3 separate regions of the Mus musculus genome follow, and all the other regions are linked to region 1. Evidence: chromatin loops called from intact Hi-C (ENCODE). Cell type or tissue: gastrocnemius. All regions are shown on one strand. Each heading gives the region's core, and the rest is flanking DNA. Links, peaks and the distances in the headings are about the cores only.

What was found. Peaks named below come from ENCODE experiments on the same cell type or tissue, not always from the same donor. Only the 100,000 strongest peaks of a DNase experiment are listed, where the experiment ranks them.
Region 2: it touches region 1 in a loop (6-fold over the local background); 31 of 42 quality-filtered maps call a loop at or near these places.
Region 3: it touches region 1 in a loop (9-fold over the local background); 36 of 42 quality-filtered maps call a loop at or near these places.

The regions. Positions count from the first base shown.
Region 1 is chr9:43,279,328-43,289,756 of GRCm38, reverse strand. D630033O11Rik (RIKEN cDNA D630033O11 gene) reads right to left here. Exons shown (of 3, transcript NR_168927.1): 3 at 9,687-9,903. Among named protein-coding and RNA genes, the nearest start is that of D630033O11Rik, 25 kb to the right of the region's middle. In gastrocnemius, for the core only: CTCF peaks have their summits at 2,641 and 5,255; DNase peaks (open chromatin) are centred at 2,651, 4,151 and 5,292; H3K27ac peaks cover 778 bases.
Region 2 is chr9:43,216,774-43,227,202 of GRCm38, reverse strand. It overlaps Oaf (out at first homolog), which reads left to right. Exons shown (of 4, transcript NM_178644.3): 2 at 2,193-2,327; 3 at 3,126-3,306; 4 at 4,364-5,925. The coding sequence ends at 4,629. It also overlaps the pseudogene Rpl26-ps6. Among named protein-coding and RNA genes, the nearest start is that of Pou2f3, 16 kb to the right of the region's middle. In gastrocnemius, for the core only: CTCF peaks have their summits at 4,664 and 5,370 (motif pointing left); a DNase peak (open chromatin) is centred at 5,361; H3K27ac peaks cover 1,921 bases.
Region 3 is chr9:43,136,393-43,146,821 of GRCm38, reverse strand. It overlaps Pou2f3 (POU domain, class 2, transcription factor 3), which reads left to right. Exons shown (of 13, transcript NM_011139.2): 4 at 1-12; 5 at 1,501-1,603; 6 at 4,025-4,107; 7 at 6,820-7,002; 8 at 7,365-7,506; 9 at 9,391-9,527. Among named protein-coding and RNA genes, the nearest start is that of Tlcd5, 25 kb to the right of the region's middle. In gastrocnemius, for the core only: CTCF peaks have their summits at 2,190 and 4,791 (motif pointing left); a DNase peak (open chromatin) is centred at 4,793.

The DNA.
Region 1 (10,429 bases), core at 1,402-9,401:
AGGGGTGTGCTGCAAATAAGGTGTTGGGTCCTGAGTGTTTGGTGTAGCTCTAAACCTGCTACATCATAGATGCGAACTGCTATCGTTCCAGTCATTACAATGTGCCAGGATCGATGTAACTCACAGAGTTATTGTACTGTTCTAAAGACCAAAGAGAAGTATGGAGTTTGCAAGCTGTGAGGCTCACAAATATGAGCTTTCCTCTTCCTCTTCCTCTTCCTCTTTCTCTTCCTCTTCCTCTTCCTCTTCCTCCTCCTCCTCCTCATTCTCCCTTTCCTCTTCCTCTCCCTCCTCCTCTTCCTCCTCTTTTTCCTCCTTCTCCTCCTCCTCTTTCTCCTCTTTCTCTTCCTCTCTGCTTCCTCTTCCTCCTCTTTTTCCTTCTCATCCTCTTTTTCCTCCTTCTCCTCCTCCTCTTCCTCCTCTTCATCATCAGGCCAGGTAAGGGTGACTAGCAGTAAACCTGGCCACACAGGATAGGTTTGCCAGTATTTGCGGCAGGAAGCGCTTCCAAGGATGACCTTGGAAGTAGTAACCGCACAAGGAGAGTACAGAAGTGACCCAAGGGGACCATCCACAAACAGAAAGATGAAAGGATTTGGAAGCCTCTATGTTCATTTCCAGGGACCAAAGTGCACACAGAGCAGAAAGAATGGCCAAAGCTGAGTGAGAAGCAGACAGCAGCGGTGGCTCACATCTGTAATCTGGCTGAGGAAGGAGGACCATCATGAATTTGTGGCCAGCCTAGGCTACCCAGTAGTTCAGACAGTCTGAGGCTCTGTCCCAGAATCAGAAGGAGAAAAGCAGTCTGAGAAGGCGTATACAGTTCAAAAGCAATCAGTGTCAGGAAGAAGAAGACAAAGAGAGATCATGGGGGACAGTTACAAACACCCCAATACTCCAGAGACCAGGAACTTCCCAGGTGCCACAGAGGTACTTTCTACTGGGTGACAGAAGAGTTCATGAGAGAAGGACCCTGGGACTTCCTGGATATGACACATAAGAAGATAATCAACACATGAGACAACATACTACATATGGCTAACCTAAATCCTGCATGTCCTCTACAGTCAATGCAGTAATAGTCAGTGGAGTGTGTGTGTGTGTGTGTGTGTGTGCGTGCTCATGAGCGCCATATATCATCATAATTGGAATTGTGCTCACAACTCTGCAAGACCTTCATACACTACTTCAACATTATGCTTTCTTATTTGGACTTCCAGACATTAATCATGAGTTACTTCCTGGGGGACGGGTTGCCTCTGGTTGTGCCTGAGATGGGAGAGCAAGAGAGACTATCTAAAAATTGTGACCCTCTCTCCCCACATACATGCTTTCCATGTAAAAGCCTTTGGGGCCTGGCACGGGGCTGGCCAAGATCTCGGCTGTAGGCATGGGGAATGTGTCTGTGGTCACAGCTTAGAGGTGGTGTGGCCGATTTGAACAAAGCCTCTGGACAAACACATCCTAGAGCATGGAAAGGTCCTCTGGAAAGGAAAGATGGTCTAGGAACCAATAAGTGAGGTGCTTCAGGAATGAGGAGAGGCTATGCTGCCGTCTCCCACCAATGAGTGCATGCCATTAGGTTCTTGCTTAGTCAGTCAGTTGGTATTCTTTGCCTGGTTTAGTATTCTGTCATGTGGAGTGTCACACCGAGACCAGGGCTGGCCTTGAACTTGAAGCCATCCCCCTGCCTCAACCTCTCAAGTGATAGGATTACAAGCATGAGCCACAATGCTGAACTGTTTTATATGTTGCTGTTGCTCAGGAAAGGAGTGTTGTCTTTGAGACAGGATCTCATTCTGAAACCCATGCTGGTCTTGAACTTGCAGCAATCCTCCTGCCTCAGCCTCCCAAGTGCTAGGATTTATAGGTATGAGCCAGGATGGCCAACTGGTGGTTTTGGGTTTTTTGTTTTGTTGTTGATGGTTGGTTGGTTGGTTGGTTGGTTGGTTGGTTGGTTGGGTTTTGGCTTTTTGTGGCTTTGTTTGTTTGTTTGTTTTGAATCAAGGTCTTGCTATGTAACCCAGGTTGAGCTGGAGTTTGCAGTAACCTACGTGCCTCTGCCTCCAGAATGCTGTTATTCCAGGAGTGTGCTAACACACCCAGATAAATTCAATAAGCATAGCCCTGACACCATCACCATTGGGGCATCTCTAATGTCTCTGATGTTCCTGGTTGCTGTCTCAGAGCACCCTGGCTCACCTGGGTCCATTCTCAGCAGCCACAGGTATCATGCCAAAACAAATCTGCTGTGTCCTCCATTTGTTACACCCTGCCGACCTCCCTGCAGGAGCTTCCCACGGCTTTCAGGAGGCAGACCCAAGTCGCTAAGATGACCAATAGCTGGGCAAAGTCTCACCGGCTATCGCATGCTGAGTTTATGAGTAGGTGGCTAATGAATGGACGACCATCTTCCACCAGTGACTTAGCTCTAAATGTCACCTTCATGGCTCCTGGCCTGGCGAAGCAAATCAAATTACTCAGTCCAAGGGAGGTCGTCCCCAAACGCATCTCTCTTCTTTTTTTTTTTTTTTTTTTTTTTTCTTTGCCTAAGTGAAAAGTAGAAAAAAACGGAGACAAAGGGTCTGCAAAGGGGACTTTGAAGAGAGGCAGAGAGGCGGGAGGTCGTGCGCCCCCGTGCGGTGATGTGAGGCACTGCAGTGTGGCTGCCGGGCCTTGGGAGCGGTGGGAAGCCTGTGCCTTCCCGGCTCCCAGCACTGACCGACCTGCCTCGGCTCGCTAGGCTTTGATGACCGCCCCCCTCTTCCACAAAGGCCTGGGTTTTGTTTTGTTTTGGCCAGCGCCGGAATGCGTTTTATGATCGCCCTCAGATTCTCTATAGCAGGGAGAAGGCTGCTCTCAAACATATATTCCAGCCGGGTTCCTGTTTTAAACCAGGTTACTCTGTTGCACGTATTGGGGGTGGGGCTTCGCCCAGGATTCGGCTTCTATCAGGGTCAGTGTTTCTCTCTAGGCCCCTCCCTGGGCATCAGGCTGAATTCGTACTTTCTGTAAACCCACCGTGAGCACTCACCGAGCAGGCAATCAGTAAGCAAGAGTTTGCTAGCCCGGCACAGAGGCACATTTTCTACTCCCAAGTGTCTTCTGAGGTAGGCATCTGTTACCATCAATCTGGTGAGGAATCAAGGGCCCAGGAGACCAACTACCCAAGATCAGTCAGCTTGTGAGGAACAGGAGCCAGGGTGCCAGACACTGACAATTCCCTGAACTAGAGGAACTTTAAATAGCTAGCCCCAGGGTAGAGACCACCCTGACAGACAAGCCTCACCCACCACAGAGCAAGAGAGCAATGCAGGTAGCAACAGCAGGCTTCTGCCTGGATCCTGAGGCTCAAGGCTGCAGGGACAGCAGCTAAAGTGGCAGGCAGTTCCTATGGCTGGCAGGATTTAGATATTGAATGTCACCCCACCCCTCAACCCCTAATTCCCAGAGTGCCCTAAGAAAGATCTTCTTGACCCTTGTCATGATGAAAAAAATACAACATCTGAAATGGCACACCGAACAAGGTGGTGGACTGCTCTCAGCGGGCAAGAAGGATAGGACCACTTATAGGCCCGAGCATAGGTCTGTCTTGGCCATATGTCTATTCCTAACCCTGTCGTGGTCATCTGTGTAGTATGTGCCCCACCGGGCTCTGCTCTCTGGAGGTAGGACTTATATCCTCTAACCTCTGGCTAAGAATTCTGGTCTTCCACAAAAATCGCCAACCACACTGGTTCCCTTCTTCCCAACCTCGCCCATTTCCCTAAGTCCCTATTACTACCCAAACTTGCAACGCCTTTCCCTGCCCCGGCTCTCCCTCAACCTAACCGACAGCCTCACTCTCTATTCAAAGCCAAACACAAGAGCTGACAGGTACAATGTAGTAAGTACGGACTCAGCTGACCTGGGTTCAAATCCCACCTCTACAATGCTTAGGAGCATAGACCCCAGGATCCAGGTTGCTGCCTGCAGCCCACGTTGGCCAGTGCCAGGTATGATCCATCAGGATGGGCTGCCTGGCATACTGTGGCCACATCTCAGCCCCCTTACCCATCACAGATGTATACAGACAAGGGACAAGCCCTGCCAAGGCCAGCTAGCAAAGGGTCCCAGGAGTGGGAACAGGTAGGGCAGGGAGACCATTGGCACCTGAGCTCCAGGACACTGGCTCAGGAGCCCCAACTCCTTGGGCCAGCTCCAGCATGTTACAAGGAGAGGTCCCACCCTGCTTCTGGGCAGGATCCCAGCGCAGGAGGCCACCCCACCCCCAGGGCCCTGAATCACCCAGCCGGTGGCTGCTTGATTTACCCAGATCATTCTTGGCTCCGGCTGCTCCTCTTCAGGATGAAGGGAGAAAACAAGGGCTGGTGTGGAGCCAGCTCCCCTGAAAACAGTTAGGGCACATGATCAGAGCCACAGATGCATAAGGCCACACCTGACTTTTTCTCAAACAATTTCCTCCTTGAAGAAGCGTGCATAGGGGAGAGGAAGGGAAGATATCTGGGCCAAGGTCCCTTAGGACACTCCTATAGGGGCTGGGCAGGTGGCAAAGGGACTCAAAAGAGTGAAGACAACAGTCACACCCTAGCTAAGTCTGGAATAGAGGACTGGGGTAGCATCTAGCTCCATGGCTCTAACTCGAGTTGCCCAAGCCACTGAGATCACTACAGCTCATTGTCTCCTGTTTAAGAATAGAAGGGTCACAGTCATTCCAAATCATCCCAGGTGACACAGATCTGCTTCTCCTGTTTGCAGAGCAGGCTTGCCAAAACAAAACCAAAAACAAACAAACAAACAGATGTGGCCATTCAACTTTCTCTTGCCTCACCTGAGATGGTATATAACTCTCTCCATCCTACGAACCATTATCGGCTTGGGGTCCAAACTCTGCTTCCAGTAAAACACAGTAAGTTCCCTTCTAACTATGTGGCATTGGGAAAGCGGTCCCCTTTCTAGCAATGGCCAGCCTTTCTTTGGCTGGTGTTCCATGCTAGACCTTGGGCTAAGCATCTGTCCCCTTGACTGGCACAACCTGCTGGTACATCCCATTTCACAGGTGAAGAAACTGAGGCTTTGTGGGGTAATGGAAGACTTCTAGAAAGTGCAACTAGAAGGTGGGCAGTAGCTGAGCTTGGGCCATTGCTCCTCTCCTGTAGGGGCTGGTGGCGCGTGAATGGGCTCTGCCTTTAACACCAGCAAGGCTTTGCTCCCAGGCCCTGCAGTGAACCAAAGTGTAGTACCCATTTTTACCACAGGGTGTCTCCACACCACCGCTCAACCAGCCTCCCAGGGCAGGCTCAGCCAACTCCTCCCTGCGCTGGGTCTGGTTCCAGCCTACGTCTGCTTTGTCAGACTCTTTCTCCAGCAAGGCCTGAGGACAGCTGGGTGGCCTGGAACAGAAGTCTTGCTTCCCATAAAGGCCCCTAGCCTAAAGCCCTAGGTGGCTTCCTCTCTGACCTTTCTCGATCTCACCATCTTTGTGATCTATTGAAAGCCTCTGGCCAGTGTCAAAGCTCCCATCCAGCCGCGGGAAAAAGCCTAAAGAACAAGATGAAGTGCTCACTACCGAACAGTGGAAGCGCGCCATTAGTTTGGGGCCAACCAATGTTACATAGTTCCAGATCAGCGGGGGCTGCAGAGCAAGACCCTGAGCCAAAACATTGAGGGGAATAATAATAATCACAACAATGATAATGATGAAGAGAAGCAAGGGGTCATGGCAAGAGAAGAGGAAAGGAAAGAGAGAGAAGAGAAGCAACTAGGTATGATAGTTCAGACCTGTAATCCCAGTACATGGGAGGCTAAGGCAGGTGGATTGCTGAGTTCGAGACCAGCCATAACTACATAGGAAGACCCTGTTTCACAAAAATAAGAGAGAGAGAAAGAGCTTAAAGCCAAGGTGCAGACCTGTAATTCAGAATGTGGAGGTAGAGACAAGGGCAGTAAGAGATGGAGACTCTTACTACTCAGTCTGGACTACATGAGACCTTGTGTCCAAATGAGGAGGGGATGATGGAAAAGGAAGAAGAAAGGAAAAAAGCCTAAGGAGACTCTAGGTCCTCTGCGAGCCTTTGTCAGCTTGGAGACAGGCTCAGGCCTTGCTCTGGGACCCCTCTCAGTCTGGCATCATGACTGCTGGCTTCTAGTTCCCCGTATCTCACATGTTCTTAGAAGCCCCTCTGTGATGGTCATCAGAAGAGGTATAATGAGAGATTCCACAAGCCTATGTAAATAGGAACCATTCTGGAAGTCCTTTATTGCAATAGAAATGTTGATTGCCAAGGTGCGGACACTGAAGCTAGGTTGATAAGCTTTTCCAAAGCCACTCTGAAGTCAGCAGAGGTCACATGAGCACAGCCATTCTCCCAAAAAGCCACACTTGACCTTGGAATTGCCTGCTTCCTAGTCCAGGTGCGACCTATTCCAGGGTGCTAACAGAGAAGAAAGAGCCAGGGATTCTGCAGTTAAGGAGGTCGGGAGCCAGGGTAGGTGAAGGCTGGCTACTAACAGATCAGGACTGGAGCAGGAGGCCAGGAAGGCTGGCTCCCAGAGCTGTGTGGAGGACCTGACTGGAGAGACTGGCTGGCTGTGTGAAGCCACTGTGAATGTAGAGGAGAGAGGGGTGCTTCCTACAGTGCCTCTGCAAAGGCCACAATAGAGGACGCTTTCCCTAGAAACCTGACCAACCCCATCAGCCTCAGCCACAGCCCTGCCTCCCTGCCTGCAATACAGGATCCCCTCCACCACCAAAGCCACGCCAAGGAGAGAAGCCTCTGTGTGCTCTCTCTACAAGAGCCATGTCAGGATAATGGAAGCAAGCTTGGAGCCAGCCAACCCACACCTGGCCATCAAATCACAAGCAGCCAGCCAGTTGAACATGGCGTGTGCCATCTGGCCCCCAACCTAACTACAGCATCTGGGACAGACATTAAATAGTGTCCTTTATGGTGAGGGTTTGGTGATCCACCTAACTATGCACTTCCCACAGGCCCAAGGTCGTGGAGTTAACTGAAGTCCGTGCTGGATTTGAACCCTAGACTCCTTACTCTTGAACCAGACCATCACCCAGTCCGCCATCAGACAGCTTCCTGGATCTCGGTTTCGTCATCAGACCAAAGATATCTAATCTGCCTCCCTCGAGGCTGAAACGGAATGAAAGGTAGATTGCGAAAGGCTTTGAAAAATTAAAATTGTGTTTCGAATGACCAAACCATGGCTGTACATGAGGAGGATCTCCATAGAGCTCCCCGGGGTGGGCCAGTAGCTTGGCTCAGAGATGTAAGCAGTACTCAGCCAAAGCAAACATCCGAACATCGCTGAGCAAACACCTCTGCATCGTTAGGAGGATGGATGGTCCTCTCTAAGCCCCCGTAGAAGCGATTCTCAGGTACTCCACAAAGCAGTTAGCCACATCACTGCGCTACATCACTTCTTGTTGGGGGCTGGAGGTCAGGGGAGCAGACTTGCAAGGTTGGCATACAACTCTGTCCCCACCCTGAGTCCATGCTGGTTGGAAGACAACGTAAGTAAGCAATGCCTATCAATCCTGGGCTGCATATCCCTGTGGCAGCAATTCTGTTTCCAGAAATTGCACAGATGACTGTGCATAAAGCTGGCACCTCAGCTTCATCTTTATAGATAGACTAGAATGCCCTTCCTTAGGAGAGGTCAAAAAAAAAAAATCACCATGGCTGTGCTTTATATATAGCAAAAGGTGAAATTAATCAGATGCTCATATAAAAAATAAAATGTGTGACTAAACAAAGTCGACTTGTACAAAGATCTCTAATATGTATTGTTAAAAGCTACTAGCCAAGGCTTGACCACCTAAGCCAAGGATGATCCTGAACTTCTGGCCCTGCTGCCTCCCCTCTCAAGTGCCAGGGTGACAGATACATACCACCATGCATAGCTTTGTGTTTGCTTGCTTACTTACTTGAGGCCAGGACTTCTTGCTAATTAGCCCAGGCTAGCCTCAAACTCCTAGCAATCCTCCTACCTCAGCTTTCTGAGTTCCGAGATTACAGATGAGTACCACCAAGCCTGGTTCAGAAAAACAAAACAAAACAAAACCAAAAAAAAAAAAAAAAAACCAAGCAAGCAAACAAACGAACAAAAATGTAAATGATTCGGATATACTATAGCCTCTGCTTGAGAGATGGGTGTTCTAAAGTAAAGGGGGCTTATTTTTTCATTATATTCTTATATATACTACTTCTTTTAACCAGGTAAGAGAAGAAGGGGGAGAGGAGAAAGGAGAAGAGAATAACCATGAAAAATAATTTTGGGGGTTCAACCACATGTCTCAGCCCCATCCACTTTCCAAGTTCCAAATCTTCTCCCAGCTCTGACCACTCCGGCCTGTCTGTTTCCACTCCAGCCATAGCCCCTGGAGATGGCTCTCCTCCATTCTGTGGGGACCAAGGACTCCCTTTCATGCCCAGCCACAAGAAGCATCAAGGGTCCCCATGGGAGAACCTCAGATGCTCGGACAGAGGAGGTGCTCTAGGTAGAGCCTTTGTGAGCTCGCCCAGGGGCTTGGTTTCCCATTAGATTCATGGAAGGAGTGGCTATTTAAGACCAAGCTTCAAAGAGTAGAGGATTTTCAAAAATCGCTTTTGGGGAATATGCGGCTTTTATTAGAGGTGTCAGACGCTAATGAGGGCTCTGCATCTTTCCCAGCCTACAGAGTGGCTCTCTCCATCTCGTTCCGCCCCCACTCATTCTGGAAGCCGGATACCCCTACTTTGATGAGTCAAGAGAGGTGGGGGAGTTCAAGGAACAATCGTTTCCCCTCCTCAGCCGTCCTTGCTTTAGAAGCCAAGAGGACCCCAGGGAGGCAGGGGGAAGCCAAGGGCAGGGCTCAGAACAGGTTCAGACAGGGCAAAGGGGTCAGCCCCGCTGCCTGTGCCTCTGTGCAGGATTTCATTGCAACGAATTAGCAAATCTTGGGCCTGCCCCATGCCACAGGGGCTGACACCCTCCACACTAATGCTCTTGGGGACAATGATCTAAGTGCACTCAAAGCTTGCACAGAAGCAGGAACAGCTCCGCGTTGTACGATTCCATCATTACAAACGAGGATGTTTGTAATGCCAGGAGTTGTGTTGCATGTATGTAATCCCAGTGCATGGAAGGCTGGGGCAGGAGGATCGCTGTGAATTAGAGGCCAATGTGATCTGCATAGTGAATTGGGCCAGGCCAGTCTCAGGTACACATGGGTCTCAAAAGAAAGAAAGAGAGAGAGAAAGAGAGAGAGAGAGAGAGAGAGAGAGAGAGAGAGAGAGAGAGAGAGAGAGAGGAAGGAAGGAAAAAAGAAGGAAAAGAAAAGAAAAGAAAAGAAAAGAAAAGAAAAGAAAAGAAAAAGAAAAAAATAATTTTATTGTCTTAGTTTTATTTTGAGATAGGTTCTTAGTATTACAGTTCAGGCTACCCTTGAATTTGTAATCTTCCTGCCCTAGACCCCACGTAAAACTTAAACTAGAAGTTTGCTTGTATCATTGTGAAGTCCTTTGGGGTTTGTTTAACAGGTGTGGTGGTAATGGCAGTGATGATGGTGGTGGTGGTGGTGGTGGGGATAGTGGTCCTGATGTTGGTGATGCTGATAACGGTAGGAGACTGACTGTCCATCATGGTAGTGAGGAAGGGATTAGCAGGTAGAAAATAAATTCATCCTTTAGAGCTGGATAGAAAGAAAACAAGTTTATTTGCCATACTACAGGGGGCAGTGAGCGGGGCAGTAACAGGAGCTCAGCCCACCAGTTGTGAGGCTTCACCCCAGGTTGAATGTTGGTCCAAGTCCCAGGTTAGACCAAGTGAGCTTGAAGCGTATGCTGAGTGTCCAGCGCAGAAGAGCATCACCCAGTTCATCTGGATAGATGACAACACTCTCAAAAGTATCTGCAAAAAGAATATATGCTTCAGGTTTGCACAGATGACTACACGTGTGACCTTACTATAATCATCCTTATTTATAAAGTGAGGACATTAGTTATTAACACTAGATGTGTTTTAGCCTGTAGATTGGACACTAGAAGTTATTCCTTTGTGGGGCATTGGGATATTCAGAAATCCCAAGCTATAAGGGCTTTCTCTCACTTCCTGCCAATGTCTAGGTTGCAATCCAGGGCCGTCCTCTACCTCTGAGTAACACCTCCAGCTCTGAGGTTTGTTTGTTTGTTTGTTTGTTTGTTTGTTTGTTTGGCTTTTTCGAGACAGGGTTTCTCTGTATAGCCCTGGCTGTCTTGGAACTCACTTTGTAGACCAGGCTGGCCTCAAACTCAGAAATTTGCCTGCCTCTGCCTCCGAGTGCTGGGATTAAAGGCATGTGCCACCAGCCCGGCCTCAGCTCTGAGTTTTGTCGTCTTGTTTTGTTTTGAAGACTGGAGTCTTACTGTGTACTCCAGGCTGGGCTCCAACTCCCCCT
Region 2 (10,429 bases), core at 949-8,948, 62 kb after region 1:
GGTTCTAAACGCTTAATGCCTTCCACTCCTTGGGGTGGGCAGAGGGTATCTCCGTTCACTGAGCCCCTCGGCAGCCCTGAGAACACTGGGTACTTACTTAGTTCATGTGTCACTGAGAAGACAGCAGTCTCCAGATAGGATTCCCACAAGGCTCAGAGCTGCAGATACCAGTGAGGTGGACTTTGGATCTTGCCCGAGGCTCCTCCCAGGTACTGCCTGACTCAGACTCCTGGAGTGGGAGATCTTATGTGGAACCCACCTGACAGAACTGTGCCTAGCCAGAATGGGATCAGCCACCAGCAGCAGGTCACCCTCCAGTGTCCCCTCGGCCGACCCAAGTTGATGGAGGATCAGATGGCCCAGGCTGGCAGGATAAGGAGATGCCAGCACGGTGACCCAAGAAGGGATTTCCTGTCTAGAGGAAGTGGTGTTAAGCCGAGCTGACTCACCTTCCTTCCAAGGCTCTGGGATGAGGAGCCTCAGGGAACTTTTCTCCCCAGCTGGGCCTCAATTTCTCTTTTCTAGGCTATTACCCTTCACATGCCCGTCCCCAGTTGTTGCATTTAAAGTAAGTCATTATATAAATCCGTCTCTAGTAAAGGCAGTCAGGGAGACCCCTTGTAGAGTTACAGTATTGGTGAAATCTGTTAGAAGATTATTAACAGGGCAGTGGTGGCTCACGCCTTTAATCCCACCACTCAGGAGGCAGAGGCAGCAGATCTCTGCGTTTGAGGCCAGCCTGGTCTACATAGTGAGTTCCAGGACAGCCAGGGCTACATAGAAAAACCTTGTCTCAGACAAAACAAAAACAATAAGAAAATGGGCTGCTCTTGTCACGGATCATCCCTGACATTTGCTGGTCACGACAGCAATGACAATAACCTCTGTTTACAGTGCTGAATACTCACACCCCTCCGGGTCATCAGCTCCACCCAAGTGTGCCAGGGACATGAGCTGTCTGTCCCCTGTCACAGGGAGGCTTGAGAAAGCCTGGGACGGCTAACACATGTGGCCTAAAGGTGGAACCATCAGCACCTCCCTGTATCTAGAACCCTGGGGAACACTCTGACCCCGTTCTCCAAACACTTGGACCCTAGCCGTTGTTCAGTAAGGCCTGGATGAAGGGGGCTGCCGACGAGACAGCCCAGGGTACAAGTGCAGGGCCATGAAAATCCTAGGATTACATTGTCTGGTGTCAGGGTAGAGCTGTGGGCATAGGGACCAGGAAGGTTCCCAGCCATACTTGCTGAGCCCAGGTGTGTCGTGTGTGTGTGTGTGTGTGTGTGTGTGTGTGTGTGTGTCCCCGCCTGCAGAAGGGCTCTTCCCACATTGAGACCCCTTCTGAGACTTACTAAGTTCCTTCTCCCCAGGAGAGTTAGGCAGGCACTGTGGTTGGTGAGATAGAGATTGGGGTTGGGGTATGCAGGATGCAGGCAGATGCAGCTGAGGGTTCTCACTGCCATCAGACAGCAAAAGGTGCCTGAGGCTCTGCCCCTCTTCCTGCCCCAGCCTCCCTCTTGCATCCTGTGATTCCGAATAGGAAGGAAACCATTGGCCTGCTGGTCACACCATGAGTTATCCCCACAGGGAAAGGGGAAATGGAGAGGGAAGGGGAAAGGTGAGCCATTCCAGTCTTGGAAGGCAGCAACAGCTGCAGCCGGCTGCCTTTGTCCCCACAGTCCCTAATGGAGGTGGGGGGCTAGGGGCCAGGCTGACTGCAGAATGCCCAGGGGTTTTCTGACCCCCCCCCCAAGAGCTACAGAGTAACAAAGTCTGAGAAAGCTCTGGAATGTGTGCTTGTAAACATGTATGTAGTCCCTCCTCTCCCCACAGTGCTCTGGCTTAAGGACACTGGGGTCCTCACTGAGGGGAGGCCTTGGTGATAGACAAGAACCAAAAACAGGTGCAGGCTTCCTTGAGATTAAGGTCTGTCCGGTCAAAGGGTTCTTTTGGAAAACCTCTCCCGGTGGGTGGTTGACTTTGTCAGTTTTCCAGAAAGCTGTGGAAACCCTGGAGGTGTGATCTCTGAAGTCACGGGTGTGAATGGAAAAGATAAGCGGTTTCTTGGTTATCTGAGGAAGGAGGTGTCTGGAGGGGCAGGCCCTGGTACAGTGTCCAGGCCTGTCCTCTCCAGGGCTGGTCCGGGGCCTTTCCTTCCCGCTGGTCTCCATCCTCCTACCCCTCCCTTTCAGGACGTGAAGATCTTCCGAGCCCTGATCCTCGGGGAGCTGGAGAAGGGGCAGAGTCAGTTCCAGGCACTTTGCTTTGTCACAAGGCTGCACCACAATGACATCATCCCCAGTGAGGCCATGGCCAAGCTCCGGCAGGTGAGTGCCCACCCCAGAGCCCCAACCCTGCAGTCACCCTGTCCTCATTCAGGCAGCCCCCTCCCCCACTCTTCCTCCCCGCCTTCTCTTAACATTCACTCACCATGGAAGGTCCGGATTCCCTGATTTTGCTCCCGATCAAACTGACTACAGAGCCCCAGATCTCTACTCTGTACCGCGGCCCAACTCTCAGGTCACCCCGAGCTACTAATCCAGGTCCCACTCTTTTCTGGGTGGAGATAGAGATGTAGACTGTGAATTGGGATTGAACATCACCTGTCCCCTGTCCCTCGTTAGTGACACTGGACAAATGGCCTTGCCTATAATGCCTTGGTCTCCACATTAAGGACATAGGTTAGAATCAGAACTCATCCGGGAAAGTGTATCGGGAAATACTGTTTGCGGCCGCCCTTTGGCCCACTGGCCTGCATAGGATCCCTCCCTGGAGTTCCGGTTTTCCATAGCTTATCTAAGCTGACCTGTGCTGCAGGCCTACCTTGTGACTTCTTTCCCCCCGAGGCTCCACCTTTTGTCCACCCTGCTCCGAAAGACCTCATCCCCTGGATTCAGAAAGCAGGCAACCCACACTGTCATGTACCCTACAACAGTTTGCCTAGCCTACCTACCCTGTCTCCCAGAACCACCTTGAACTTGCCAAAGAGCCCCAGAAATCCAAGAAGCAAAACAAGAATGGCTTTAACTGCCTCTAGGGTATGGGCTTCTCAGGTTGGGCTCCGTTCCCCTCCACGGCCTGAGGAAAAGGAAGGCAAAGTATGTGTTCCCACCTTGTGCCTACAGAAAAACCCCCGCGCAGTGCGGCAGGCTGAGGAAGTGAGGGGTCTGGAACAGTTACATATGGATATCGCTGTTAACTTCAGCCAGGGGGGCCTGCTGAGTCCCCATCTCCACAACGTATGTGCTGAGGCCACAGATGCCATCTACACCCGCCAGGAGGATGTCCAGTTCTGGACAGAGCGAGGTCAGCTGGGGACGGCCCTTGGTGGGTAGAAGGGGAAGCATGGGGTGGGGGAGGCCTTGCTGAGTGACTGGTGTATTCAAGAGAGAGCTACTGAGTCACTTCTGGGATGGGCCATGTGGACGCCCCAGTTGCTGTAGCTGGTAGTGGGTAGAGCTGAATGGCAAGAGTAAATGGGAGTGTGCAGTCATGAGGGACAGGCATTCTGGGGGGAGGGTGGAACCCCCAAGGTAGGCTGTGATATGTCAGAAAGGCTTCCTGGAGGAGGTGCTGTCTCTGCAGCTAGAATAAGAGGACACACAAAAGACAACCTGCTAGGTCCTGAGACTCTTTTTTTTTTTTTAAGAGTTATTATGTATATGAGTACACTGTAGCTATACAGATGGTTGTGAGCCACCATGTGGTTGCTGGGAATTGAACTCAGGACCTCTGCCCACTCGGGCCCTGCTCTCTCCAGCCCAAAGATTTATGTACTGTTATATGGAAATACACTGTAGTTGTCTTCAGACAGTACCAGAAAAGGTCGTTAGATCTCACTACAGATGATTGTAAGCCACCATGTGGTTGCTGGGATTTGAACTCAGGACCTTTGGAAGAGCAGTCAGTGCTCTTAACCGCTGAGCCATCTCACCAGCCTGGTCCTAAGACTCTTCACCATTCCAATTACTACATATACTGAGGACACACATGTTCCTGTAGATATGCCTACTGGGTACCTTTCAGAACTCAGCATCTGGCCATCCCTGGTGCCAGCATCTCTCCCAGAGCCCTCAGGGCGCAGGCTAGGAAGTCAGGTCAGGTTTGGGTCCTGAGTCCCCTTTCACTGTACAATCCCAACCACATCAGTAAACTCTCCACCAATTCTGATTCCCTGGTACACAGTAGATGAGGTTGGTGGGTGGATGAGGTTGACTGTGATTTAATGTAGCCCATCAGCCTAGCCTCAGGCCCGGGGCTCACCCATGTTCATCCCCAGGGCAGCCGTGAGAGGGGTGGCAGGAGAGAAGGCTATCCTGGGCTAAGGGACTCCTGCCTTCTTCATGCTTGCCTTTCCCCCCAGGTGTGGACAGTTCTGTTTTCGAGGCTCTGCCCAAGGCATTAGAACAGGCGGAATTACCTCGTTGTGGACGAGTTGGGGATCGAGGAAAGCCCTGTACTTGCCACTACAGTCTGAGCCTGGCCTGGTACCCATGCATGCTCAAGTATTGCCACAGTCGTGATCGGCCAGCGCCCTACAAGTGTGGCATCCGAAGCTGCAGGAAAAGCTACACCTTTGACTTCTATGTACCTCAGAAGCAACTGTGCCTCTGGGATGAGGACCCCTAACAACAGGAGACAGAGGACCAAGAACGGATACTTGGGCCTGCAAATTCTTCGCTGACCACCAGAGAGCGTGGCAACCCAATCAGGTCTTAGGTCTCTTCCTGAGCCGCTGGCCCTGAAGCCACAACCTCATCTGCATGACTGTGAAAGGGTGTCACCGCAACCTTGAGGCAGCCCTGATGCCCACCTGTGCCCATCTTGAGGCATTGGGGGGTGGGGGGGGGAGGCAGTTCTCCAGACGGATACCCTCCCCTCTTCCTTTCACCTGAAATGTCCCGCGAAGGTGGAATCAAAATGCACCGGCCTAGGCCTTTATGGAACTTGTTCCGGAGGCATGGCCCTGTAGCACACTATCTCACCAGCAAGGGAACCAGAGAGGGACAGCTGGGGACTCGTGCCCCAGCTCCTGTGTCTGGTTACAGTGCCTTCTCTCTACCCTGGGGGCAACGGGGAGTAGGGATGCTGCCTCCAAGACCACCGCGTGTGCCTTTCCTGAGACCCAATTTGGATACTTCAGCGGGCACCGATTCTTCCTGCCCCTGGACTGATGTACTTTGGTCAGGTTCTGGGGCAGGGAGGGAGCATGAAGTACAAGGAAAACTTGAATTCCAGATTTTTAATGCAAAATATTTATCATTTGTACCAGAAATAAAAGTCTTTTAAGTTTTCACTCACCCTATGGCGCCAGCTTAGGCTTTCGGAGAGAACTTTGTCCCGTGCTGCCACCTAGTGTCAGAAATGTGCCTTACATGGTTAGTGCCAGTCTGGGCAAAGCAACTTCTAAAGGTCCTATTGTGTGATCTGTGAGAGGCTCTGTGCTTAAGATGATGGAACAAGGGAGCTGGGAAGGACTCAGTAGTTAAGAGCACGTGCTGCTTTTTTACAGAGGACCCAAGTTCGATTCCTTACATCCGCTTCCAGTGTGGGGAGTGTCACGGACACCTGTAACATCAACATAATGGAGATCGGCCACCTTTTATGGCCTCCAAGTGCTCTAACACATATAATAAAATTAAATTAATTTAAAATTAAAAACTAGGGACTTCAGGATGGCTCAGTGATTAAGAACACTGGCTGCTCTTCCAGAGATCCCATGTTCCATGCTCAAGACCCACATGGTAAATCTGATGCCCTCTTCTGGCTTGCAAGAGACCTTGTACGTGGAGCTCATACATGCAAGCAAAACACCAGTGGAAACACAAGTAAGTTATATAAATGATGAGGCAAGGACCGAAGACATAGCTCATTTATAGCGAATTTGCTCAGGATGGGCAAGGCCATGGTCCTAATGTCCTGCACAACAAAACAAAAAAGAGAACAGAGAAGCCAGTGAATAACTGCCAAAACAAAGGCAAAAGCCATCTTAGAACCAGACATCCAGCATCCACATCTGGGCCCTCACCGGAAGTCATGGTGCTCACCGGTAGTTCCTGCACCCAGGAGGCAGAGGCAGAAGGTTCTATGCAGGGCCAGCCAAGCTGCATAGCAAATTGCAGGCTGGGATATTTGGAAAGGCTTCAAGGAAGAGGCCGAGTGTGGGCTGAGGCTCAAGAACAGTGAGTGTAGCAAGGTGAAGGCCACCTTTATGGGTAGCAAAGCCTCTGATTCCACAGAGCTCCTCAAAGGCCTTAGGGAAGGAAGCAGCAGAGTGCAGAACAGTTCCATCTATCCAATGCCTCCAGAAAAAGACTGCCTATAGGCCAGAGGGTCTGCTGAGACCGGGTTTGCAGAACCAAGGACCATGCAGCCTTCTCAGGTTCCTGAGCCTTTCTTCTAAGCGCATCTGTAAGGGCCTGCTGCAACCTGGTTGGCAGACAAGGAAGGAGGCCTGTCTGTCCTTTTTGTTTTCTCCCTCCTGCCTAGTGCATGTATCCGTCATGATCCCTAACATCTGCTCTGGGTGGAAGATGGGACCTTGGAGAAGGCACCCTCTCCTTCTGTGGAGTCCCTTCCTTCTTTCCCTCCCCCATTTGGCTTCCAAATGTCCAGAAGAAACACGTTTCAAAATGCATGTTTTGCCAAACATAGTCCTAGGCTAGGGCTACAAAATGAGAATTTACTGTAAATAATATAATAATAATAATAATAATGCTTCAAGCCAGGTGTGGTGGCACTTTGGGATGCAGGGGCAGGCTGATCAAGAGTTCAAGGCCAGCCTGAGCTACAAAGCAAGTTCAAGGCTAGCCAACGTGTGCTACTTGAGATCCTGTCTTAAAACAACAGGGGCTGGAGAGATTGGTCAGCCATTAAGAGTCCTTGCTGCTCTTCCAGCAGAGCGCCCATTTTGGGAGGCTCACAATTCCAGTTTCAGGGGATCCAATGCCCTCTTCTGGCCCCAAGGGTTCCCACATACACTGCAGAAAAATAAATAAAAATAAAAATCAATCTCTGGAAAGCATAACACAACAAACAAAACAGAAAAAGACGTCAGGAATGTTTTAAACTAGGGTTTTAAGCGAGGCATGGTGGCACGTGCCTTTAATCATGGTTCGTGAGAGGCAGAAGGAGAAGGATCAGGACTTCAAGGCTAGCTTGGGCTACATAGCAAGTCTGAGGCCAACCTGGGCTCTGTGAGACTCTGACTCAACAAACAATAAAAAAAAGTTCCAGTTGGGTGTGGTGACACACATCTATAATCTCAGTATTCAGGAGGTTAAGGCAGGGGGATTGCTGAGAGTTCCAGGTCAGCCATAGCAAGACTGTCTCAAAAACAAACAATAAGTAAAATGAATGTTTCAAGACCTGGAGTGTTTTTCTCAACTTCCTGGCTGGAGAGCTCCAAGCTTGCCTGCTCCCTACACTGATGGAGCTCCGAAGGCTGTCTGTCCAGGCTTCTCTGCCTAGGGCCCCTTGCTGGGCATCAGAGGTGGGGTAAAATGTAAAGCTCCCTTAGAGTTGGGGGTTGACCTTACCTGATTCTGATATTCCAGGGTCTGAGTCACAGACCACAATGGTGAATTCCACCCAGCCTTATCCCTGCCTCTGCCACGGTGCCCCGAGCTCCACCACAGCAGTCAGTGGGATGAGTGGTGCCAAGTCATCACCGTAACTCAGAGCCCTTTAGGTAGCTACAGGTGGTCAGCGATGGCAGGTCAGCTCTGGCAGAGAAGGCTTTGCTTACTGTCTGCCTTAGTCACTGTTGTATTGCTGTGAAGAGACACCATGACCACAGCAACTCTTATACTAAAGAAGGCATTTAATTGGGGACTTGCTTAGAGTTTCATGATCATCATGGCAGGAAGCAGAAAGGCATGGTGCTTGAGCCAGAGCTGAGAGCTTTATACATCCTGATCCGCAGGCTGCAGGCAGAGGGAGACACTGGCTCTAGTGTGTCAAAGCCCACCTTCAGCAACACGCCTCCTCCAATGAGGCCACACTTCCTAATCCTTCCAACAGTCAGCCAACTGGAAACCAAGAAATCAAATATATGAGCCTATGGGGGTCAACTTTATTCAAACCACCACACTGTCTTAGAGGTCGGGTGAAAGCCCCTTCGAGAGGCCATTTTATCAGTAGTCATTCCTCTGTGACACTTCAAGGTTTACAAAGTACCTTTCTAACCAGGTGTGGAGGCTCAGGCCTATGGTCATAACCCTTCAAGACCCAGTCCAAATAATTGAGAGTTTGAAGCTAGCCTAATCTACATAGCAAGATATAGTCTTATAAAACAAAACATTAACGAAGGTGTCTCCGTGTCAAATATTCCACTGGATCTTTGTGGGGATCAGGTAACATTTTATAGAGTTACAACTCTCATGTAAAATTGAGTGGCCTGCTGCAGTGGTTTGAATGGGAATGGCTCCCACAGATTCATTTGCTTGAATGTTTACTCATAGGGAGTGGCACTATTAGAAGGTATGGCCTTGTTGGAGGAAGTACATCACTCTGTAGGTAGGCTTTGAGGTCTTATATGTTTAAGCTACACCCAGTATTGCATGAAGTCTCCATCTGCTGCCTGTGGATCAAGATATAGAACTCTCGGCTCCTTCTCCAGCACCATGTCTGCCTGCTTGCCGCCATGCTTCCTGCCATGATGATTATGGCTGTTTGAATATGCTTGGCCCATAGAAAGTGGCACTATTAGAAAGTGTGGCCTTGTTAGAGTAAGTGTGGCCTTATTGGAAGAAGTGTGTCACTATGGGGATAGGCTTTGAGGTCCTATGCTCAAGTCTCCTCCTGGCTATCTGTGGAAAATAGTTCTCTCCTGGCTGAGATGTAGAACTCTCAGCTCCTTCTCCAGGACCATGTCTGCTGCACGCTGACTGCCATGCTTCCTGCCATGATGATAATGGACTGAACCTCTGAAACTGTAAGTCAGCCCCAATTAAATGTTGTCCTCAATAAGAGTTGCCTTGGAGCCGGGTGTGGTGGCTCACGCCTTTAATCCCAGCACTTGGGAGGCAGAGGCAGGTAGATTTCTGAGTTTAAGGCTAGCCTGGTCTACAAAGTGAGTTCCAGGACGCCAGGGCTATACAGAGAAACCCTGTCTCAAAAAACAAAAAACAAAAAACAACAACAAAAAAAAAAACCAACAACAACAAAAAGAGTTGCCTTGGTCATGATGTCTCTTTACAGCAATAAATGCCAAATGAAGACAGAAGTTGGTAGTTGGTAGCAGGAGTGGGATATTGCTGTGATAGGCCTGACCAGATTTTTGTTTGGAGAAATGTGGATTTGGAAAGCAGTGGAATGCTTTGAATGGAGCTCGATGGGCCATCCTAATAGGAATATGGAAGACATTGGTGCTGAGAGTGTGTGAACTGTGGTAACCTGGCTCAAGAGGTTTCAAAGGAGAGGACTTTTAATATGTTGCCTGGATATAACTTTTATGATGTTTTATTGAAGAATTTGGCTGCTTTTTGCCCTTTTCTTGGGAAGCTGCCTGGGGCTAAGGTAAAGATATTCAGATTGGTTGCACTGATGAGGGAAATATCAAAAAACCTAGTATAGACTCTGCCCTATGGTTCACTTTTTTTTTTTAACACTTAAGCAGGCTTTGATGAAAGCCATACATGAGATTACTCCTGCATCTTCTCAATCATTTCTTCCTTATATTTGCCCTTCTCCTTTCCTACCTGTCAGGACGTGGCTTTCCTCTCCAGGATCTTCTTATGGCCCGTGTCCAGCTTTAGCCTGGTGATGCCCACCTTGCTGGGGTAGATGCCCACATGGACAGTTATGCCATTAGCTTTCTCTCACTGACTTGTTCAATATAGATGACATATTTCTTCCTGTACACTTGGACCACTTTGCCAATCTGCTGGCCTTTGTAGTGTCCTCGAACAACCTGAACTTCATCATCCTTTTGAATGGGCATAGACGGAACATTATACTTCTCTCTCAGTTCTTTGGAAAGAGGGGAGGACATGATCTTCCTCCAAATGTGGGAAGGTGCATTGAAATGCCGTTTGCTGGTCTTGCTTCGGTCAGAAGTCATAAAGGGATTGAATTTCATTTTGGTGGCTTCGATCCAGCAATGGCCTCAAAAGGAAAGAGTCTGTGGTTCACTCTCATGAAGAGCATTTTGATCAAGTGAAGCAATCTTAGAAAGGAAAAAATGCAAAATGTATGGTTCAAGTATTAGAAGGGCACCAGGAAGTGCATTGGAGTTAAATCCTGTATTCAAGGATATTAAATGGAATTAAGGGAGTGGTGACCTTGGGGCAAGATCCCACTGAGTTAAGCTTATTGTTTATGCATTTGCAGTTGAGCAAGGAATAGTAATATCATGTTATTATTACCTGGTTATTGTTTTCATTTGAACTTTTAATCTGGAATGAGATGAAGAGTACACCTGGGATCC
Region 3 (10,429 bases), core at 944-8,943, 140 kb after region 1:
CAAATGTCTGGGGTAGGTGCCAGCCTGGTCCATTGACCCCTGGTGTGTTTACTGGGCTGGTGAGCTCAGTCCAGCCCTTCTACAAAATGCTGGGCTTCTCTTCTTGGCACACGTTGTGAATCCATCCAAAGAGCCCCCATTGCAAACAAAGGAGGCCCAGAGTTATGTATGTGGGGTTCCAAAAGCAATCCTTGTAGAAATGAAGTCTGGTGAGAGACAAAGGACGTATCACTGCTTTTGCAGAAACAAAAGCCAGTCTTTTTTTTTTTTTTTTTTTTTTTTTTTGGTTTTTCAAGACAGGGTTTCTCTGTATAGCCCTGGCTGTTCTAAAACTCACTCTGTAGACCAGGCTGGCCTTGAAAAAAAGCCAGTCTTGAAAAAAACCAAAGCTTCCAATAGCTATGCTATGGGCCTTCGGGGACAGACAGTGGCCTTCTCTGTGCCCATTAAAGATTATATGATAAAACTAAACTGAAATGGAGGCTGGTGTTGGGAGAGAAGTGATCACCTGGGCCATTAGGATGAAAGCCTCCAAGGAGAGCTTGTGGGTCACCTGGGAGAGAAAGATCTATTTTCCCAACCATACTTGAAAGCAACATATGTAGTTACCCCTTCACCTTCCACATTCCATGAATGTGCAACTGTATGTGCACAGGGCCCCGGTCTGTGGGGTCTGGAGCCTCCAGATGCTGGGATTGTCGTTTCTATGTTTTGAGCAGGTGAGAGAGGTTCAGAGGGATGGATTTTATTAAAATGTAAGCCTGGGACAGAGCTTGGTGGTACACGCCTTTGACCCTAGAACTCAGGAGGCAGAGGCAAGTGGATCTCTGTGAACTGGAGGCCTGCCTGCTCTACAGAGCAAACTCTAGGTTACATAATAAGAAACTGTGTCTCAAAACTAAACCACAGAGGCAGGCACGGAGGAGTGTGCCTGTAATCCCAGTTTCCTGAAGCTGAAGCAGAAGGGATTTACTACAAATCCAGGGCCTGCAACTCTCATGGCTATGGAGTGAGAGCTTGTCTCAAACAAACAACAAAAATAACCGATAACGGGCTGGAGAGATGGCTAAGAGCACTGACTGCTCTTCCAGAGGTCCTGAGTTCAAATCCCAGCAACCGAATGATGGCTCACAACCATCCGTAATGGGGATCTGATGTCCTCTTCTTCTTCTGGTGCATCTGAAGACAGCGATAGCGTACTCACATACATGAAATAAATAAATAATTTTTTTTTTTAATAACTGATAGTTTGCCCCATTTCCTAATACCTTCTAGAAAGATTCAGGCACAGGAAATAACTGAAGAGTGGCTTTTAGCATACTCAAGTGACAGGATAGTTTAAGGAAATGGATGGTCGAAAACACCCAGCAACATGAAGCAAGGATACTGCCCACAACCTCCAGAGTTTGCAGCCCCAGGGACTATATGAGTCGTAGCCCAGCAGGCTTCAGGCCCTCCAGTTGTAGACGGTATAACATCTGTGCATTTCTCCACATGTAGGACATGGCTTCTCTCCATCCACTCCAGCAGCTCGTGCTGGTCCCTGGCCACTTGCAGTCTGTATCCCAGTTCCTGCTTTCCCAGACCCCACCTGGGCAGCAAGGTAAGCACCCTGGGCTTTGTACAGTCGTTACCAGAGTCTAGAAAAGGCTGTTGTTTCTTACTGGGCACAAGGGTGTCACAGATACTACTCACTCCTCTGGTATGAAAACTAGCTAGGGGCTGGGAATAGCTCTCAGCTGATAGAAAGCTTGCCTAGCCTGTGGAAAGCCCTGGGTTTGATTCCTGGCATTACCCAAAACCTGGCACAGTGCCATCTTTAAACCTAGCACACTCGTAGGCGGAGGCAGGAGGAGCAAGTTCAAAGTCAGCCTGGGCTATGTATAGAAATTCTATCTGAAAAAGACCAGCTTCTGTGCCTGAGACATAGGGAGGGGTCCCTGTGGGGCCCCTCCAGACCATCCAGTGTTCCTGTTTCTCCTTCCTGCCCAGGCTCTTGCTGGAACTACATTTTCATAGAAACTGAGTCTAAAGGTTTGGAATGGTGGGGACATGGGTGGAGGTGACACGAGGAAGTCGAAGCTCCCTGGGAAATGAGTCCGATGGATGAGTCGGATTCTTTGGAAGTCTGCTTGCTTTGAGCCTTTTCCCTCCCATTGGCTTGGCTTTGATTCTGTCCGGATGGAACAGTAGTGCCTCCCACAGGCTATAGAAATAGGTTCAGGTTGTCTTTGGCAGAAAACCCTGAGCAAACAGATCAGAGTATTACTAACACCAGGTATCATTGCTTAACATGCCCGCGAGTCTGTTGAGTTGTTTTCCTGACTTGTCTCTCAGAGCACACTTGTGCTATAGATAGCCTTACTGCGTGCTGGTGACCTACTAGAAAGTTCCAGAATGCTCTGAGCCCCGTGATCTGAGATTATCACACTGCTCTGCTTTGCTTGCCTTTCCACCCACTTATGCCAAATGGGGCTGAAGATGCTCTTGGAAGTACGAGCTCTGGATAGCTTATACTCAAGAGGAGTATTTGGAAATCCAGGTAGCTTACACCCCACTCTGAGCACCTGCCCGAGACACAGGCCCTGTCCTTAGCTAGCGGGGTCTCTGGGAATAGCACTAGAATGTATGCTGCTGGGTAGGAAAGAAAAGATAAGCATTAGTTCAGCTTGTTTCTGGAAGCCTGTACTGTGTGTGTGTGTGTGTGTGTGTGTGTGTGTGTGTGGTGTGAGCACGACCCAGGCCCAGAACCCATGGGCATAGGCTCATAATGTAATAGAAGGGACAGCAAAACAGGTTAAAATGTGCAGTCAGAGAAACTTTTTTTTTTCTAAATTACTAGATGCACTTCTGTAGAAAATTTACATAAGTTCTGCAAGTTTACATTTCCTCCTATGAAAATAAAAATGTAAAGCTGCACACTGCAAGGCCATTGATGGCCGCCTGGTCCCGTTCGTGTGACAAGCCCCTGCACATTGCAGAATGTAGTGTGAGCTAAATTACTACTCAAGCCTTTTGTTCCCAGCCCAGGGCTCCCCCAAGACCTCTCTTACCTTTTTGACCTTTGGAGACTAAAGAGCGGAAGGGCCAACTTTAGCACCTGTGGTACATTAGTTACCCAGAACTGCCTGGGCAGGGCAGATATCCCAAGGATCTTGTCTATGCTGAGTGTCTGAGATCTGCCCCTATTGTCAGCTTTGGTAATCTGGGGGCGGGGGGTGGCGGGGGGTTTTCCCTCCTGCTATGAGTGAAAAGTGCTGACTCTGGCCACCAGAAGACAGATGCTACACACCACAGTCATCAGACAGGCAGGGCCTTCTCTTGGCACTTTTCCTGAAGACAAAAGGAGAGAGAAGACCATAGGCAAGGCAGCCTGTAGATGAGTCCGCACTGCCCAAGGGGGTTTGAAGGCCCCAGCATCTGGCCTTCCTCTTGCTCTCTCCTGCCTCCCATGAGTTTAATGACTTGGTCTCCAGGAGCCTCTGACCAATGACCTAGTACCTTTCCCAGCAATATGGTACCATCTGCTTGCTCTGTCCTTACAGATCTGGTTGGCCTAAACATCCCGGCTGTTTTCCCTTGCAGGCAGATTGAAACACCCGGCTTCCCCTGGGGCTCTGTAGTCATTCCTGTGTCCTCTTCCCTCAGGGTTTCTCACCCTGCTAATCAGATCTCAGGGAGAGTGAGTTGACCCTCCTATGCCTTTGTGGCTAGGCTATCGGCAGGCAGGCAGGCAGGCAGGCAGGCAGGCAGGCAGGCAGGCAGGCAGGACAGGTTTGGGGACTGCTGTTTACAGCTGTTTATCCCTGAATCTGGTTGGCCTCCACCAGTATGTGGCAATTGCTAGCAGTGCCCACAGGGCTTTTCAAGCAGGCTTAGGGTGGGTTATGGGACCTGATTAGATTAGCAGGAGGAGGGGGCAGTTAGCATGGTTTCAATGTTCAGCTCGTCTTTCAAATGGCCTGGATTTTGTTTTGTTTGTTTGTTTGTTCCTTTGTCCCTTTGTCCCTCCCCTGTCACTCAGGTCTGCAGCCGAATCTTCTCTCCTTTCCACAGCAACAAAGCACTCTACTCCTCCCACAGACAGGGCCTGGCCTTGCCTCCCAGGTAACTGCTACCCTCCACCTCTCCTGATTCTTCTCAGATTGTCTCAGCCCTGGGCAAACTTCAACTCCTCGGTCTTCCCGTCCTTAGTAGGACACCCATTCTGGGGGTTCTCCCTGTTGGTACCTGGGAAAACCTCAAACTATCCCTAAGGAGGTAGTTTTCCCTGTCACTAGAATGAAGCTCCCAAGGCAGCCAGCTGCCTGCCAGCAGCTTCAATCCCTGGCTCTCTCAGGATTTAGCCAGTTACTCAGGGATGCTGATATTCCCCAGGTCCACCCAGAATCTCTCAAGTCCCAAGGAGGGCAGGGTGTCAAAGCCAGTATCTCACCTTAGGACCACTTCAGCTGACCACATCCTGCAATGGGGGGGGGGGGGGGAGGATGGAATGTTGGGGGGGCAAGCAGGCTGAGATCTAGCAGGAGGGCTCTATGCAGACCTGATGTGGATCATACACAGAACACCTATTATCAATTGGGAAATAAAAGTCTGTTTCTTGCCAGGGATCCCCTGTCAAGTTGCCTGCACAGATAGATGCATGACTTGTTTCTACAAGGGATGGCCAGAAATGACCACATAGACTTTTAATATTCTTTCTCTGGGCTAAAATCCCCAAGGCTCACTGAAGAACCCTGGCTGTTTTTCCAGGCCTAACGTCCATAGAAGATAGCTAGAGGGGGAGCGCCACCTAGTGGTTCATAGAAATGGGGGCAGCTAAGCTGGAGATTGCACTTTTCTTCCTTCTGGCTGTTCCCCAAGCATGGCATCGTTCTATGACCCCAATCTATGACTATGAGGTTCTAGAGCATACTCAGGGCCAGCACTGGCATCTAGTATTAGAACATAAAGAGACTGTCAGAGGAGCCGTTTAGAAGGTGATTAGGATCCTTCTTCTCAGGGTGCTATGGTTTGTCTGTAGTCCTGGCTCCCAGAGAGGCTAAGGCATGAGAACTGCTTGTTGAAGACCAGCTTGAGGAACACAAAGAGACCTTGTCTATGCCTATATAAGTAGAAAGGTCCTCGTCGGGGCTGACCAACAGTCACAGAAGCAAGAGCAAGGAGGGATATATGGAGGAACTCTGGGACGTCAAACTGATATAATTAGGCAGTTGTTGGAAGAGGAGGCAACTGTGCTGTTCAATGAGTTTGTCAAGTGAAATAGCAGGCTAATTAATGACAAGGAATGTTCAGGGGCTCCTAAAACTTTGCTCCGAGGACCTGTTTGGGCTGCCTCCCTCCATCCCCCACCCCTGACCCTCATTTCCTGCAAAGCAGGGCTCATCTGTGACGTTTCTAGCCATTCTGAGCTAGGAGAGTCCTCTTCTAAAAACCAAGGGGCAAGCTCTTCTTAACTTGAGTCTGACTCCTTATCCTCTTCTTCACGAGGATGCCAGAGCAGAAGAGGGATTTAACTTTCTCTAAGCAAAACAGAAGAGACAAGGGGATTTGCACCCACTGTCCGCAAAGGCAGTGAGCAGTCTCTGTGCTGGACCCCAGTACCTGGCCCCCAAGATCTGGACTGCACTTCTTCTTTGTAGAATAATTAATAGCTCAAGGGGCTGGAGAGATGGCTCAGGTGTTAAGAGCACTTGCTGTTCTTGAAGAGGACCTAGGTTCAGTTTCCAGAATCCAAATGGTGTGTGACGCCCAAAGTTAACCTGTAAGCCTCACCTGCCCAGGAGCCGGGTAACTTCCTGGGGTGCTGGGAACTGTAGTTCTTGAGAAATAACAAAGCCTCATGGGAAAGAAAGTACAGGTGGCCTAAAGGTTTGTTTCCATAAGCTGCTGAACATGCTTGGGGCAATTCTAGCTGGGAAATTCCAGGGAGCCATCCAAGTCCATCTCTTGGTCAGTATTTAATATTCAATAAATGCTTGCTTTGAATTGGGCCCAAAATAGTGTGGTTGGTTTTCCTGGTGACTTGCAGGATTAATGGGTGGCTCACAAACACCTCTAACTCCAGTTCTAAGGGGTCAGACTCCCTTTTCTGATCTCCAAGAACACACCTTGGTGCACTCACACACCTGCAGGCGAAAACACCCATACACATAAACAAGTAAGAGTCCCAGCACTTGGGAGGCAGAGGCAGGCGGATTTCTGAGTTCGAGGCCAGCCTGGTCTACAAAGTGAGTTCCTGGACAGCCAGGGCTATACAGAGAAACCCTGTCTTGAAACAAAACAAAACAAAAAAAGATACATAAAATCAACGATGGTATTCTCAGTAAAGAGAATGGTAAAGTGACACTTATAACTCATGTCTTGGATTTCCAGATGTCCCCTATTGTCTTCAGTCTGTGACTGTTCTGTGTGCTCCATCACTCTGTTCTATGGAAAAGAACAGGCCAAGCAAATGACCTTTCCCTTGTCCCATGCTGAGATTTGTCCCAAGCTGAGATCTCAGATCTCACAGTAAACAACCCTGCCAGTTCCTTTTATGGTGGAAAGCTGACTAGAGGAAGTCACCTTCTCTGGGTCAGTGAGTCACAGACCAAAAGCCAAAGTGACCCACCTCCTTGTCTTGCTTCTTTCTGTGTACCCAGTGTTTGTTCCAGATCATAGAAATGCTAGTCTCTATCCCCACCCATTTGCAACAACAGGGCTCAGTGAACCCAAGGCCCTGTCACCTTCTAAGTGAATCTTTCAGTAACAACTGCGGACACGTCAGTGTGTCCTGTTGAATCTTTGTAGCTTACCATAGCGTGTGTTCCTTATCAGGCAGTTGGGCGCCCTGGGCTATCAGGATCCTCTTTAGAGCCCCACCTGGACGCTCCTCAACACCTGCCAGGGCCCAAGCATCTGCCTGGCCCCGGAGGGAATGATGAGCCCACTGACCTGGAGGAGCTGGAGAAGTTCGCCAAGACCTTCAAGCAGAGACGCATTAAGCTAGGCTTCACACAGGTTTGCTCTGGGATCCGGAGTTGGAAGAACTGGGTTGTGTGATAGAGGCTGTGTCTTCCCAAGGGCGGGTTTCAGGAGCATCCTGTTCCCTGTGAATAGAGCACGAGTTGCTAGTGGGAAGGAAAGTGAGGGCATTGCTCGGGGAGATCGAGGAATAAGGACCAGGAAATGGCATGGTCCAGCCTAGAGCAAGGAGAGAAATAAGCTGGTTTTGTGTCCTAGAGGAAAAAGATCTGGGAAGATACAAGGCTGTGCGCAGATGCTCAGGGCTCTGACTGTGTGGTAGCTTTAGGATGGTGGAGGAAGTGGGCAAGAAAAGGACATCTGTCCCTCACCTCCCTCCCTCTCGACTCCTCTCCCAGGGAGATGTGGGACTGGCGATGGGAAAGCTGTATGGCAATGACTTCAGCCAGACTACCATCTCGCGATTTGAGGCCCTCAACCTGAGCTTCAAGAACATGTGCAAACTCAAGCCACTGCTGGAGAAGTGGTTGAATGATGCAGGTGGGCAGCAGGGAAATGCGAAGTAAGCACAGAACGGGGCCCAGGAGACTCCACAGGGGACAGTCTAGGGGGCTTGTGCATGACGGGCTTGAGCAAGGTAAGAGATAGGATCATTTCTCCTCTTCAGCCTGGCACGAACCAAGAAATGAGACTTAGGAGACTGGCAAACAGAGATGAAAATGTCATTTTTATAACTGAGGGGGCCCTTTGGCAGTTGTGGCTCATCTGTGGCCAAGACAGTTTGCCTTCTATTCTATTCTATTCTATTCTATTCTATTCTATTCTATTCTATTCTATTCTATTCCCTACTCTAGAGTTAACTTCTATTTCAAGACGGCTGTTTAGAGGCAAGATTCGATTTACTTACTCAAATTGTATGGGATCAGCCTCAGTCAGGAGACCAGGAAGAGGGCCCTGCAGGGTCTCACTGAGGCAAGAAGTCCCAGGCCCAGCCTTAGGTCTTTATTTGGCTATTCTGGAGCAGGTGTCAGAGGACAGACAATTGCCATGATCAGGACTGGCCAGACAAGCCTGTCAGAAGGAAGGGTGATCAGGAGGTAGATTCTGTCAGGATCCAGGCCTACCAGAGGGTCAGGGCCAGAAGCCAAGGGGCGGAGGATTTGGAACAGTGAGTGGAGAACACAGAAGCAGAAAAGGTGAGGGGTGGGGCTTCTGACATATGGACCAAATAAAATTGTTTGTCTTTGGGGGCTGGACAGGGCACTGGAGGCGAGCGGTCTGGCTCTCTACCTAGAATTGACCATAGCGCCTGCCTCATCTCCCCAGTTGACTCCACACATTGTCAAGTGTGCCCAGGGAAGTGGGTGGTGCAGGTTAGCCCCTGCTTGAGATGTCTAGCCCATGTGGAGAGGGAAGGAACAGGCCTCTCTCTCCGGGGCCAGGTTCTGTTAAGTGGAGGTGTGCATTATTGATTTCTATTCTACTGGTAAAGGTAGGAGGGGCAGGCTGAGTAGCCAGGATGGTTCTCTTCAAGTAAGTCCCCTCACTCAGAGGAGTACATGGGAGTCACCCCCCTCCTCAACATACTGCCTAGGAGTCAACTTTTACTGGGACATCCAAATGGAAGAACTGATTGGAAGTTCCTAGAGTCTTTGGGGAAGGGTTTTACAGTATTCTTAGTACAGGTTCTCCCCTACCTTGCGGCCTTGGCTCCCACTTTACACTCGTGGACAAATGGCCTCAGAGCTAGTATAGGTTCCTAAGTGCCAGAGAAAACCCATTTCACTCAGTACTCACAGATGGGCACATCTTCTAAAATAGGTCATGTGGTGTGACTCATAGTCCTGCTTGAGTCCCTTACGCCCACACGGGCCACTGATGTCTGGGCATCCCTGAACCATGACTGCAAACACCTAGAGACTCTGTGGTGGGAGCCCTCGGGGACATTTGCCCAGAGCATCCTGGAGAAGCAGGATATGGCCTGTCTTAGTTAGGGTTTTACTGCTGTGAACAGACACCATGACCAAGCAATTCTTATAAGGACAACATTTAATTGGGGCTGGCTTACAGGCTTAGAGGTTCCGTCTATCATCATCAAGGCAAGAGCATGGCAGCATCCAGGCAGGCATGGAACAGGCAGAGCTGAGAGTTCTACATCTTCATCTGAGGGCTGCTAGTGGAAGATTGACTTCCAGGCAGCTAGGATGAGGGTCTTAAGCCCATGCCCACAGTGACACAACTACTCCAACAAGGCCACACCTCCTAATAGTGCCATTCCCTGGATCAAGCAAATATAAACCATCACCCGATCTGTTCTGGATTGTCTGCTGGGGTCAGGGCAGGTTGCATGGAAGGACTAATAAATCTCAGGTTTACAATGGCAGGCCATCTCCATCGCTGAGCTTCCTTTGCTCCTCTCTCCAGAGTCCTCCCCGTCAGACCCTTCAGCGAGCACACCCAGCTCCTACCCCACTCTCAGCGAAGTGTTTGGCAGGAAGAGGAAGAAACGGACCAGCATCGAGACCAACATACGCCTGACTTTGGAGAAGCGATTTCAAGATGTGAGCAGCATCCTTGGGTGGGGGCGGGTGGGGGGGCCTGACATGGGTGGGTGAGCAGATCCCACCTGTGCAGGAAGCTGGGCTCATTGTAAGACCCTAAGCACAACTCTCCCATCCCCCGCCTGTGTGGGAGGGAGCCAAGTCACCTTCTCTGGGAGCCCAGGAGTGCTGACCTCCCAAAGTCCCTCTTCCTGACATTTATTTGAGGCTCATGGTCCCTCTCTCTCATTGCAAGATTCAAGAATGGAACACAGCATTCCTGTGTGTGTGTGTGTGTGTGTGTGTGTGTGTGTGGTGGGGTCTATATATTTAAGGTAATGGGAGAAAGTCAGAGCATTAAATAAGTCTCTGTCTTTTTTGAAGCAAATTTTACTTTTCAATTTAAAAGTATAAAGGGCTTGCAAGATGCTTTAGTGAGGGGGAAAGGTGTTTGTAACCAAGCCTGATGACCCACACTCAACCCCTGGGATCCACACCGTAGAAGGAGAGAACCAGGTCCCTCAAGGAATCAGGTCCCTCTGATCTCCACACACCTTCGCCATGGTGTATGACCCTACTCCTAAGCACATATACATTCATTTTTTAAAAAGCTTTATTTATTATTATATGTAAGCACACCATAGCTGTCTTCAGACACATCAGAAGAGGTCATCAGGTCTCACTAGGGATGGTTGTGAGCCACCATGTGGTTGCTGGGATTTGAACTCAGGATCAGTCAATGCTCTTAACCGCTGAGCCATCTCTCCAGTCCTAATTTTTTTTTTTTTTTCGAGACAGGGTTTCTCTGTATAGCTCTGGCTGTCCTGGAACTCACTTTGTAGACCAGGCTGGCCTTGAACTCAGAAATCCGCCTGCTTCTGCCTCCCGAGTGCTGGGATTAAAGGCATGCGCCACCACGCCCG